Linked DNA regions of Homo sapiens: regions 1 and 3 are each linked to region 2. The links are chromatin contacts, found by Hi-C or POLR2A ChIA-PET in ENCODE. All regions are on one chromosome and are shown on one strand. Each heading gives the region's core, a stretch centred on a gene start or an enhancer-like site at or near the end of the contact. The rest is flanking DNA. Distances are from core to core; before and after follow the strand shown.

Region 1 (4,078 bases), core at 119-2,618, 1.1 Mb before region 2:
AAACAACAACAACAACAACAACAAAAAGATGCCCCTGGTCCTTCAGACCTGCCTCTGTATCTGACCTCTGCCCTCTTGGTTCCAGGACCCATCACCTTCCTGCCCTCACCTTTTCCCCAGCCACACTGGCTTCCTGGCTGTTCTTTAAGGCATATCGTATCTCAGGGCATTTGCCCCAGCTGTTCCCTTTACCAGAAACTTTCTACCCAAGAGATCGCCCCATAGCTAAGTCTGGTTATTCAGGTCTTTGCTTAAACATCACCTCCTCAGAGAGGCCTGAGGCTTCCCAAACCAAAGCTGCCCTCAGGCACACACTCTTCACTCTTTTACCTTCCTACTAGTCGGCTGTCACCATTGGTATTATCTTGCCTGTCAGCTGTCGCCATCTGATATTAAGGGCCCTTTTGGGGCCTGCCTCGGCCTCCCAAATAACTGGGATTACAGGCACGAGCCACCGCCCCCGGCCTGGGACAGGGTCTTGCACACGGTATGCGCTCAGTAAAGACTTGGTGGTGATGGCCGGACGTGATGGCTCACACCTGTAATCCCGGCACTTTGGGAGGCTGAGGCAGGTGGATCACTTGAAGTAAGGAGTTTGAGACCAGCCTGGCCAACATGGTGGAACCCCGTCTCTACTAAAACTACAAAAATTTGCCGGGCGTGGTGGTGCACGCCTGTAATCCCAGCTACACCGGAGGCTAAGGCGGGAGAATCGCTTGAACCGGGGAGGCGGAGGTTGCAGTGAGCCAAGATCTTGCGACTGCACTCCAGCCTGGGCAACAGAGCGAGACTCTTGTCTCCAAAAAACAAACAAACAAACAAACAAAACTTGCTGATGAATGACTAAATGGACGTTATTCTGAGTTTGTTTTGCGGCCAGGTGAGCGTATACATAAATCTACAACATGCAGATGCTGCGACGTGACCCCGAAGGGGTAGGCACGGTTTGGGGCCCAGTTCGCCCACGGGGCACAGAGGGCAGCCCCGCGTCTGCCTGCACGCACGCACCTCTCCCGACGCTTCTGCTCTTCGGCCAGCTGCTTCACCCGCAGCGACTCCTGCATGGTCGCCAGGCTCGGGTACCATTCGCGTTCTTCGGCCTCCAGCTCCCGCAGCTGCTCCGGCGACGGCCATAACGAACCGGGGACCACCCCGGAGGCGGCGCCGTAACGCGCGAACTGCTTAGCCGCGTAGCGCGGTCCCAGCTGCCACCGCGGGGTCAGGAGGTCCTCGGGGTCTGGCCACCGGGGTCCCGGCCTGCGGCGCGGGGGCGGCCGCGCCCGGTAGCCACGGGAACCCGGGGCCAGGGTCGCCGCCACACCTAGTAGGCTGCGTGCCTGTCGCACGGACGCCGCCATCTTGGCTGTGCGGGGTCCTCACAGGCCCGCCGGGCTGTCCATGCCCGGTGCCTGAGCGCGAGGCCCGGTGTGGGCCAGGGCAGGGCGAGGGGTGTCCCTGCTGCCTCAGTTCGGGGGAGGGCGGCGAAGGGGATAGTATGGGTTTTATACGTTTCCAAGTATAACTTTAAATTTTAGTTAAGCAGTTACTGATTAAAGTCATTTTTAATTTTCACTTTTTTTCTTCTCCTTTCTGCACACTGACACTTAAAAATACATATTTTTGTCGGGCGCGGTGGCTCACGCCTGTAATCTCAGCACTTTGGGAGGCCGAGGCGGGCGGATCACCTGAGGTCGCGAGTTCGAGACCAGTCTTTTTTTTTTTTTTTTTTCGAGACAGAGTCTCGCTCTGTCGCCCAGGCTGGAGGGTAACGGCGTGATCTCGGGTCACTGTAACCTCCGCCTTCCGGGAGGAGAGGAGAAACCCCGTCTCTACTAAAAATACAAAATTAGCCGGGCATGGTGGCGCATGCCTGTAGTCCCAGCTCCGCGGGAGGCTGAGGCAGGAGAATCGCTTGAACCCGGGAGGCGGAGGTTGGGGTGGGCCGAGATCGTGCCATTGCATTCCAGCCTGGGTAACAAGAGCGAAACTCCGTCTAAAAAATTAATAAATAAAAATAAATACATACATGCATACACACACACACACATATACATATATATATACGCTCACCTGGCTACAAATATATATTTGTGTATTTTTTTCTAAGTGTTCAGTGTTCTTTGGGTAAAAATTGTATTTTTGTTTTTTGCATATCAGAAACCATACTGTTTTATTCATCCATGTGTCTTCTGTGCACACAGTAGCCCTCCAATGAATAATCTGAAATCATGTTGAATGAACACATTGAAAAATCAAAAATAAGAGGCTGTGGCAGGGCCACTGATATGGTTTGGCTCTGTGTCCCCAACCAAATCTCATCCTGAATTATAATCCCCATGTGTCCAGGGAGGGACCTGTAATCCCCACATGTCGGGGAAGGGAGGTGGTTGGATCACGGGGGTGGTTTCCCCCATGCTATTCTTTTTTTTTTTTTTTTGCCTTCAAAAAGTTTATTTTATTTTATTTTATTATTATTATACTTTAAGTTTTAGGGTACTTGTGCACAACGTGCAGGTTTGTTACATATGTATACATGTGCCATGTTGGTGTGCTGCACCCATTAACTCGTCATTTAGCATTAGGTATATCTCCTAATGCTATCCCTCCCCCCTCCCCCCACCCCACAACAGTCCCCGGTGTGTGATGTTCCCTTTCCTGTGTCCATGTGGTCTCATTGTTCACTTCCCACCTATGAGTGAGAACATGCGGTGTTTGGTTTTTTGTCCTTGCGATAGTTTGCTGAGAATGATGGTTTCCAGTTTCATCCATGTCCCTACAAAGGACACGAACTCATCATTTTTTATGGCTGCGTAAAAATTATATTTTTAACTTTACTTTTATACATTTAAACTAGCATTTATTAGGCTGGGCTTGGTGGCTCACGCCTGTAATCCCAGTACTTTGGGAGGCTGAAGCGGGCGGATCACTTGAGGTCAGGAGTTGGAGACCAGCCTGACCAACATGGCAAAACCTTGTCTCTACTAAAAATACAAAAATTACCTGGGCGTGGTGGTGGGCGCCTGTAATCCCAACTACTCAGGAGGCTGAGGCAGGAGAATCGCTTGAACCTGGGAGGTGGAGGTTGCAATGAGCTGAGATCGTGCCATTGCACTCTACCCAGGGTGACAGAGTGAGACTCTGTCTGAACAAACAAACAGACAAAAAGCCCACTAGCATTTATTATTTTTTTAATGTAAATGTGGCTGAACGCGGTGGTTCACACCTGTAATCCCAGCACTTTGGGAGGCTGAGGCAGGTATCACTGAGGTCAGGAGTTCGAGACCAGCCTGGCCAACATGGTGAAACCCCGTCTTTACTAAAAATACAAAAATTGGCTGGGTGCGGTGGTGCACACCTGTAATCCCAACTACTCGAGAAGCTAAGGCAGGAGAATCGCTTGAACCCGGGAGGCGGAGGTTGCAGTGAGCTGAGATTACACCACTGCTCTCCAGCCTGGGCAACAGATCGAGACTCTGTCTCAAAATAAATAAATAAATAAATAAATAATTCTGTCACATGCTGTGACATGGATGAACCTTGAGGACATTAGGCTAAGTGAAAGAAGCCAGTCACAAAAGGACAAATATTGTATGATTCCACTTATATGAGGTAACTAGAGTAGTCAAATTCATAGAGACAGAAAGTAGATTAGGAGTTCCAGGGGTTGGGGGTGGAGGAGTGGGAGTTATTGCTTATAATGTATAATATATTTTATATTGTAAAATATACAAAATAAATAAAACGAATTTGTGTTTTGTTTTGTTTTGAGTCAGAGTCTCGCTCTGTCTCCCAGGTGAGAGTACAGTGATGCAATCTTGGCTCACTGCAACCTCTGCCTCCCAGATTCAAGGGATTTTCGAGCCTCTGCCTCCTAAGTAGCTGGGACCACAGGCGCAAGCCACCAAGCCTGGCTGATTTTCATATTTTACTAGAGACGGGGTTTCACCACGTTGGTAAGGCTGGTCTCAAACTCCTGACCTTAAGTGATCTGCCCACTTCAGCCTCCCAAAGTGCTAGGATTACAGGTGTGAGCCACCATGACTGGCCACGTTTTTTTTGTTTTTTTTTTTTTGTTTGT
Region 2 (4,191 bases), core at 818-3,317:
GCTGTCGCCTGCTCCGGGAATCCAGCCTCAGTAAAATATTCGACGACATCCATCACGGTCCACTCGACGGGATCAGATGGCTTCTCTTTGCGCCCGGGACTGCATCAAAACAAACAGACACCAGTGAACACGGATGTCTCTCTGGCTGTACCACACACCTGAGCAGCACCCCCATGTCTCCAATACCCCAACTTACGGACAGCCAAAGGGGGTCCCGTCGGCCCCAGGTAGGGCTGGTTTGCCTGGGGGCAAAGGCACGGGGGACGGGGAGTCTGGCCCGGTGGCAACAGAAGCTGGGAAGGAAAAAAACACCTGTCTTTGGCTTTGTCTTCGGGCTGAGTTCCTCTCCACCTAGCACTCTTCCCCACCCAGAGGGATCCTTACCTGTTCCCCCTTCCTTGTTCATGGCTGCCATGGAGAACACCTGGCGGGTGCCGCTGCCCGGGGCTGGCCCCCGCCCTTCATCCTGGCCCTGGTGCGGTCCGCAGGGGGTCCACTCCTTGACCCTCTCCTTGGCACTCTGAGGTCCCCGCTCGCCGTTAAGCTGGTGGTGCTGGGCACCTGCAGGACGGTCACTCTCGGGCACTTCAGAGCCCTCTGACACATCATCTTCTTCATCTTCATCTTCATCATCATCTTCTTCCTCTTCTTTCTCAAGTACTCGCTCTTCTCCACCTCTCTGGAGCCGAGGAGAGAAGCATGCAAAATTAGTAGCTGTTCTAATCCCAGACCCTGACTGTGGCGTCCGGGCGGTGGGGAGGAGGAACCGATTCCACCTTTAAGAACAATACGGACTAACTTTTACGCATTCACTCCGTGCCAGGCTCTGTGTTAACTAAAGCCCTCGACAACCAAATCTTACTAAACTCGCTCAACAACCCCAAGGGGTCGCTACTGTTATTAAACCGCGTTTACAGCGGAGGAAACTGAGGCTCCGGGAGATTCAATCACTTGCCAAGGTCACCACGCACCGAGCCCGCAGGAAACGCGCGCAAAGCCCCAGCCACCCGCCACCCAGTTCCTCCCGGGACTCGCGCCCCCGCCACCAACTTCGCCCGCACCTGCCCACCGCGCGGCGCCCCCGCTCCCCGGCGCGCTCACCTTGCTGCGAGACGGGCGGGCGCTGGCGGCCGGCGGCGCCCGTCCGGGCCTGTCCCCGCGGGGCAGCGCAAGCGCTCCGAGACGGGTGCGCTCCAGACGGCCTCGAGCCGCCGCCTCCTCCTCCAGCAGCCCCTGCACGCGGCCGCGGGTTAGGCGACCGCCGGCGCCGCCGCTGCCCCCGAGGTAGCGCACGACTTCCCGCAGGCTCACGGGCCGCGCCGCGCCGCCGGCCCGCACCGCGCCCCCCTCCGGCGGCGGCTGTGGCTGCGGCGGCGGCGGCTGCTGCTGCTGTGGCGGCGCCGGCGGGGCCGGCGGGGTGGCTCCGCGCCGGGGCGGCTGGACGCGCGCCGCGTTGCGGTACGAGATGCTCCCCTTGTAGCTGACCCGGAGCACGGCGCGCTGCTGGATCAGTTTCTCGAGCTCGGCGCGCGTGCGCTCCGGCTCCGGGCCGTGCCGCCGCCGCACCATCCGGCAGATGCGCTCCAGGTCCGGCCGCGCCTTGCGCGAGCGCAGCGAGTCGATGGTGTCCAGGATCCACTCTTGGTAGTGCGGGGAAGCGGCGGACGACGAGGCGGCGGCCGCCGTGGTGGCGGCCGCCGCCGTCTCCGGCGGGGGTAGGGCCGGGGGCCCCGCCATGCCTCCCGCCCGGCCCGGCTGCACCGTGCGCGCTGCCTCCCTCCCAGCGCGGCGCCCCCCTCCCCGGCTCCCCTCCCTCCGCCGCTGCCCGCCTCCTCCGCCTCCCCCCCCGGGGGGCGCAGCGCCTCGGCGGAGCGGCGGCGGCGCTGCTGTTTCTTTGCAAAAAAAAAAAAAAAAAAAAGAGAGAGAGAGGGAGAGAGAGAGAGAGGAAAAAACAGTGAGAGAGAAAGAAAAGAGAGAAAAAAATATGCACACACTCACTCACTCGCACGCACGCACACACAGACCCGCTTCTGCTGGGCGCGCGCGGGGCCGGGGATGCGAGGGGGAGGAGGGGAGCGCGGCGCGGCCGGCCCCTCCCCGCCGCCGCCGCCGCCGCACGCGCGCCCTGCGCCCGGGACACTCCGGCCCCCCTTCCTTCCCTCCCTCCCTCCTCCCCGCCGCCCGCCTTCCTCCCTCCCACCCCCACGCGCCCGCTTTTAAGGTGGAGCCCGGGCCCCCCGCCCGCCCCCTTTACCCTGCGCTCTCGCTCACTCCGGCTCGCTCCGGCCCCCCCTTACAACTCCCGCGCGCTTTTTAAGGAGGCGCCGCGGAGTTGGCCCGGGGCGGGGGCGGGGGAAAGCGGCGGGCGGGGGAGGGGGAGGGGAGTGCCGGGGGGAGTGGAGAGGGGGCGGGCAGGGCGGGCGGGCGGCGCTCGGCCGCCCTCCAGCCATTGGGCGCGGGACCCAGACGTCCCCGGCGCCCAGCCCCCCTCTCCACGCCTCTCCAGCGCGCTCCGCTCTCGGGACCGCACTTACCGGGAACTCGCCGCCCGCGGGCCGGGGCTGCCGCGCTCGCAGGGTGCTGCGGGGACCCTCCTGCTGCCGCCGCCCCCGCGTCCCTCAGGCGCGCCTGGCCCGGCGCTGAGGATGCGGGAAGGGGGGCGCGCACCCTCTCCCCCTTCTACTCCCCCTGCCAGGGCCGCCCCCGCCGCCGCTCGGCCTCCTGGCGCGCCAGCCCCAGCGCCTCCCTAGAGCGCCCTCTCGGTCCCGGGCTGGACGCCGAGGGGGCGCGCCGCAGATTTGGGGACCCCGAATCTGGGGTCAAAGGGCAGTTTGACGCTCGTTTCTCCTGCGGGGCCGAAGGAGTGCCGGAATTTCAGCTAAACCCTGGTTACAAGGACTTCAAGCCAGGACCTGATCGGCCTGCACGCTGGGGTCCGAAATTCCCTTTCCAACCCCCTGGGGGTGTGTGGGTGGGTGATCGAAGTCGAGAACACCAGCGACACTTTTTTTTTAAACAAAACTTTATTGGTAATAGTTTTCAAATATGTTTACAACAGCACACTGTTCAAGAGGAAGTCTCGTCCTTCGCAGCACACAGGTTGAATCGCCCCCGCACCCACCCGGGGCCCCACCCCAGGCCTGAGAACTCCTCCTGGGATGGGGAGAAGTTATGAGAGGGGGAAATACGGGGATGAATGGGGTGGCTCCCCAGCGGCTCCCCACTTTTCTATTACGAGAGAAAAAAGCACAAATGAGAAAGTGGGGGAGAGGTGATGGACAGCTGACAGCTAAGCTGGAGGAGGGGCGCCCAGGATGGGGGAGGCGGAAGCTGGTGGGTGAGTAAAACAGGCAGCCCCTCCCCAGCAGCTCTAGCCTTGAACCCCGGGCCGTGGCTTGGGGGGACTTGGCCTCTTCTGTTCCCTTTTGCAGGGATGCCCTCCCCACTCAGCTGAGGGAAGGCTGGACGTTAAAATCTAGCGGAGAATAAAATTAAGGAGTTGGGGGGAAACGCTGCTGGGAGGAAAGACTTGGGCTTGGGGCTCCCCCTCTGTCTTTTTGGGGGATGACTCCTCTTTGGCAGGGAGAGGGGCAGCTGCTTTGTCTGGCTTTCAAAGCCCAAGGGTGAAGACAGGTCTGTTGGGGAAAAAGAGAGCGGAGGCTTCCTAAAGGGGCCTAGACCCTCGCAGGATTGGCAGAGAGGATTCCCCGGGGAGGGGCCCAGGGGAGATTAGCAGCGGGGAGGTTCAAACCCCAGCGCCTCCCTTTCCAAAGTCAGTCTGCTTCTCTTTAAAATGGATTTGAGGAATGGGGGGACATGGGAGGGGTGGGAGTAGAGGAAGGAGGGAGGGAGGCACTGGTGGAACTTAAATAAGATTTTAAATTGTTGTTTTTTTAAAAAAATTCTAGCAAGCAACCCACTGAACATGTCACTAAAAATCTCTCCTTCCCAGGCAGGATTACTCCGAAAGGAAGGTTGGCGCTTCGTTCATTTGCCCTTAGCAAGTGGGGCCTGTGGTTGGGTGGGATGGGGGTGTGGGTGGGGGCTGGAGTTAAGCGTGAGCCCCTCTTTCCATACCCTGTCCCTGGATACACCAGCAAGACCTGGTCTGACTGGAGTTGAGAAACTCGTTTAAAACAGGCAGAAGTGGGCTGGGAGGGCTGAGGGGCTGGGGGGCTGTGGGGAAAGAGG
Region 3 (3,828 bases), core at 787-3,286, 1.2 Mb after region 2:
GCACAATTCAGGTGCTAAATTTTCACCCAAAATATGTGATCTGTATTTAGATTCCATAAAACTTGCAGCTGAAAAAGTAGATTCACATACCCGAGGTGTCCCCAACATATCTGGATGTTTTTCACTAACTAAACTGAGCATCAGCTTTGAAAATTAATTAGAATTTGATTAAAGTAAAAATTCATTTCCTCGGTAGCACTAGCCACATTTTTTGATGCTCAAGAGCCACGTGGGGTTAGTGCTGACCTCACTGTGAAAATCTAAGAGGTTTCACTGGCTAGGAGGCCAAGGGCAGGCATTTTAGGAACTCTGCTCTGGGGCCACAGGGATGGGGAATACTACACATTCAGGCTGGTTAGACCCCAGTCAGTTTCCACACCTACCACTTTTATCACCCACAGATCCACCTGTGCTTTAAATCAACCTGCTCAACTAAAATATATCTATTTAAAAGAAAACATTAACATAGCATTAGTATTAACACATCACCTGTGTGAATGGGGGAAACATATGGGAAATCTCAACACAGGATACAATCATTGTTGAGTTTCCTGTATGCAAAAAAATGTTTATGCGGTTTTAGAGGACAGTGCCTTTATTCTTTTTTTTTTTAAGACACAGTAAAAACTTTAATAATCTTATTTTTATTATGGTAAAATATATGTAACATAAAACTTACCACTTTAACCATTTTTTACTGTATAGTTTGGTGACATTAAGTGCATTCACGCTACTATGCAATCACTATCTAGCTCCAGAACTTTTTAATTTATGTATTTATTTTCTTTAAAGATGGGGTCTTGCTATGTTGCTCAGGCTGGTCTCAAACTCCTGGGCTCAAGCAATATTCCTGCCTCAGTCTCCCAAAGTGCTGGGACTACAGATGAGCCACCACAACTGGGCGTTTCAGAACGCTTTCACCTTGTAAAACAAACTCTGTAACCCATATATCCACTAAACACTAACTCCCAATCCCTGCCTCTGGCAACCACCATTCTACTTTCTGTCTCTGTGGAAGTGACTCCTATAGGTACCCAGCGTGAGTGAAACCACAAAGTATTTGTCTTTTTGTGGTTGTCGTATTTCACTTGGCATAACGTCTTCTAGGTTCATCCACATTGTAGCACCTCTGAATTTCTTTTTTTTTTTTGAGACAGTCTCCCTTTGTCGCCCAAGCTGGAGTGCAGTGGTACGATCTAGGCTCATTGCAACCTCCACCTCCTGGGTTCGGCGATTCTTGTGCCTCAGCCTCCCGAGTAGCTGGGACTACAGACACGTGCCACCACGTCTGGCTAATTTCTGTATTTTTAGTAGGGACTGGGTTTCACCAACTTGGTCAGGCTGATCTCAAACTCCTGACTTAGATGATCTGCCCACCTCGGCCTCCCAAAGTGCTGGGATTACAGGTGTGAGCCACTGTACCTGGCCTGAATTTCATTCCTTCTTAAGGCTGATTAATACTTCATATTTTGCCTATCTATCCATCCATCAATGGACACAGGTTGCTTCTATAATACCTTTTGGCTACTGTGTATAGGGCTGCTATGAACATGGGCGTACAAATACATGTTTCAGTCCCTGCTTTCAAAGAGAATGCCCTTAAGAAATGTTTGCTGAAGTACACAGAGGTAATATCACATCTGCAACTTATTAAAAGGATTTATGGGTGGCTGGGAAGGATCGCTTGAAGCCAGGAGTTTCAGGCTGCAGTGAGCTATGATCTGCCCTCCAGACTGGTGACAGAGCAAGACCACATCTCAAAAAATAATAAATAAAAATAAATAGAAGAAGAGGAGTGAAACACAGGATCCAGTTATAAACTTGGACAATCACCCATCAAAAATCAGCTCCTTCCCAGAAGATGTTTATAAGGCACAGGCAGAATTCATCCGGAACTGCAGACACTGCCCTAAGCCCATCCACACCCTCCGCTGGCTTCTCCTGCTGGTGTGCAGAGCACAGAACAGCTTCACAGTCTTCCCTTGTTTTTACCAAAGCAGCCGAGCAGCTGGTGCTACACAGGCTGGTGCACTGCCCAGCAGACACACAGGGCCGCCGAAGGGAGGAAGTCAACGCCCGAGGGTGGCCACTAAGCCGTGGCGGGTGCCTGCCCCTGCAGATGGAGGAGGGCTGAGTTCTAAGCACACTACTCTGTGAATGGCATGAATGAGCTCTTTCACTGGCACCAGAGAGAACACGCAACAGTACCATCTGCTGAGGGGAGGGAAAGTTCAGAGGAGCAGGCACCGACTCCTCAGGCTTCCACAGCCACCAGGTCCCCACTGTGTCAAGGCGGCTGTTAATACTCAAGTCCCCTCCTCCACTCCTGAACATGAGAGTTAAACAAAGTCAGCTACAGTCTCTTGGTCCATAACAACCTAGGGAAAGCAAACTACAGAACCACGTTAGAAATGCTTCACGTCTTTTACCTCAAAATACCTTTGTTTAGTAACCCCACTCCCCGACACAGGCCCCATAGCTCTGTTTTCTGGGTTCTGACAACTAGTGCCCTAAGCCAGAGGCCAGGCCCTAAAGAGACAACCTAGGCAGGCTTGAGATGTTTCTCCCACGACCTTTCCAAATGATTCCAGCAGAAAGCCAGACTCCTTAGCTACTTAAAATCAGAAAACAGCTGGGTGCGGTGGCTCACGCCTATAATCCCAGCACTTTGGGAGGCCGAGGCGGGTGGATCACCTGAGGTCAGGAGTTCGGGACCAACCTGACCAACATGGAGAAACCCCGTCTCTACTAAAAATATAAAATTGGCCGGGCATGGTGGCACATGTCTGTAATCCCAGCTACTCAGGAGGCTGAGGCATGAGAATCACTTGAACCCTGGAGGCGGAGGTTGCGATGAGCCGAGATCGCGCCACTGCACTCCAGCCTGGGCAACAAGAGCGAAACTCCATCTTAAAATAAATAAATAAATAAATAAAATAAATCAGAAAATAGATGGGTATTACTTCCCACTCAAAACCACTCTCAAGGTAGCTAGGTTAGTGCAAAAGTAATTGCGGTTTTGATCCAAAAAAAAAAAGAAAAAAAAAAGCCAAAACAGCAGTTACTTTTGCACCATCCTAATAGATCTGATGAAACCAGGAGAATGGAAGCTAGGAAAGATGTGGCTCACAAGCAATGGGAGAAGTGTGCTTGTAAGGACACTGGAGCCCCCCAGCCTCTGGGTTCTGCCCACGGGGCACCACCCACAGCCAGGTCCCTGCCTGCATAGACAGGAAGGAAAACGGGGCCACTTCACAGGGTGCTACAGGGCTCTCAGCAAGGGGCTCAAGTGAGGGAAGGCTTTCCAACGAAGCAGCCTGAAGGGCAAGGAGTAATTCACATTTTTGTTTTAGTTCTTGGAGAGGTTTGGTTTCAAGGCAGGATAGACACATTAAAAACCATATGACTGCCTTAGGCTTAAGGGTAGGGCAGGGGGTCACACGCTAGGCATATGAAGCCCTAATGACAGGTGTGTGTACTTCTGAAACCCAGAAAATGAAATCCCTAAGGACTTCACTGAGGATCCATTGGAGATTAAAAAGAAGCTCCCATCGAGGCCTCCTCCTGCTCGAGTGACATTTAACACCAAGAGTAAGCTGACTGACATGTGGATTATTAAAAGTGTATTCAAAGTCAATGTTAAAAAGTTAGTACTAGACCATTTCAATTCTCTTCAAGACGCAGCACTGACTTAGAATGGAATTTTTGATGCGCCTCCACTAATCCTGTTACGTTAGAAAACAGAAATAGAATTTGTTCCCTTGGCGTTCACTGGTTGCCATAGAAATCAAAATGCATTATACTTTCAGGTGAAGAAATGCATCACGA

What was found. A loop is a pair of places that touch in the nucleus more often than their neighbours do. ChIA-PET counts read pairs that join two places held with the same protein, here RNA polymerase II (POLR2A). Pooled maps may share reads with other maps.
Region 1: a pooled map shows a loop between it and region 2 (4-fold over the local background). The contact joins the promoter of GADD45GIP1 here to the promoter of SAMD1 in region 2. A Hi-C loop is called at or near these places in 1 of 168 maps with a recorded cell type or tissue (CD8-positive, alpha-beta T cell) and 11 of 50 pooled maps. POLR2A ChIA-PET finds 5 or more read pairs at or near these places in 1 of 52 experiments (activated B cell).
Region 3: a pooled map shows a loop between it and region 2 (4-fold over the local background). The contact joins the enhancer-like site here to the promoter of SAMD1 in region 2. A Hi-C loop is called at or near these places in 1 of 50 pooled maps. POLR2A ChIA-PET finds 5 or more read pairs at or near these places in 2 of 52 experiments (CD8-positive, alpha-beta memory T cell and activated naive CD4-positive, alpha-beta T cell).

What each region holds. Positions count from the first base shown.
Region 1 is chr19:12,955,855-12,959,932 of GRCh38, forward strand. GADD45GIP1 (GADD45G interacting protein 1) reads right to left here and starts at 1,369. Exons shown (of 2, transcript NM_052850.4): 1 at 1,009-1,369. The coding sequence starts at 1,358. RefSeq lists enhancers at 696-745, 845-1,717 and a silencer at 1,146-1,315.
Region 2 is chr19:14,088,684-14,092,874 of GRCh38, forward strand. SAMD1 (sterile alpha motif domain containing 1) reads right to left here and starts at 2,068. Exons shown (of 5, transcript NM_138352.3): 1 at 1,102-2,068; 2 at 385-679; 3 at 197-293; 4 at 1-99. The coding sequence starts at 1,737. It overlaps PRKACA (protein kinase cAMP-activated catalytic subunit alpha), which reads right to left. Exons shown (of 10, transcript NM_002730.4): 10 at 3,005-4,191. RefSeq lists an enhancer at 1-429 and silencers at 1,074-1,123, 1,424-1,683, 2,014-2,233, 2,374-2,423, 2,474-2,803.
Region 3 is chr19:15,286,640-15,290,467 of GRCh38, forward strand. All of the region lies in intron 1 of BRD4 (bromodomain containing 4), which reads right to left. Among named protein-coding and RNA genes, the nearest start is that of BRD4, 44 kb to the right of the region's middle. Within about 2 kb of position 2,037, at least 15 of the 41 ENCODE cell types and tissues checked have a DNase peak (open chromatin) inside an H3K27ac peak, as active enhancers do.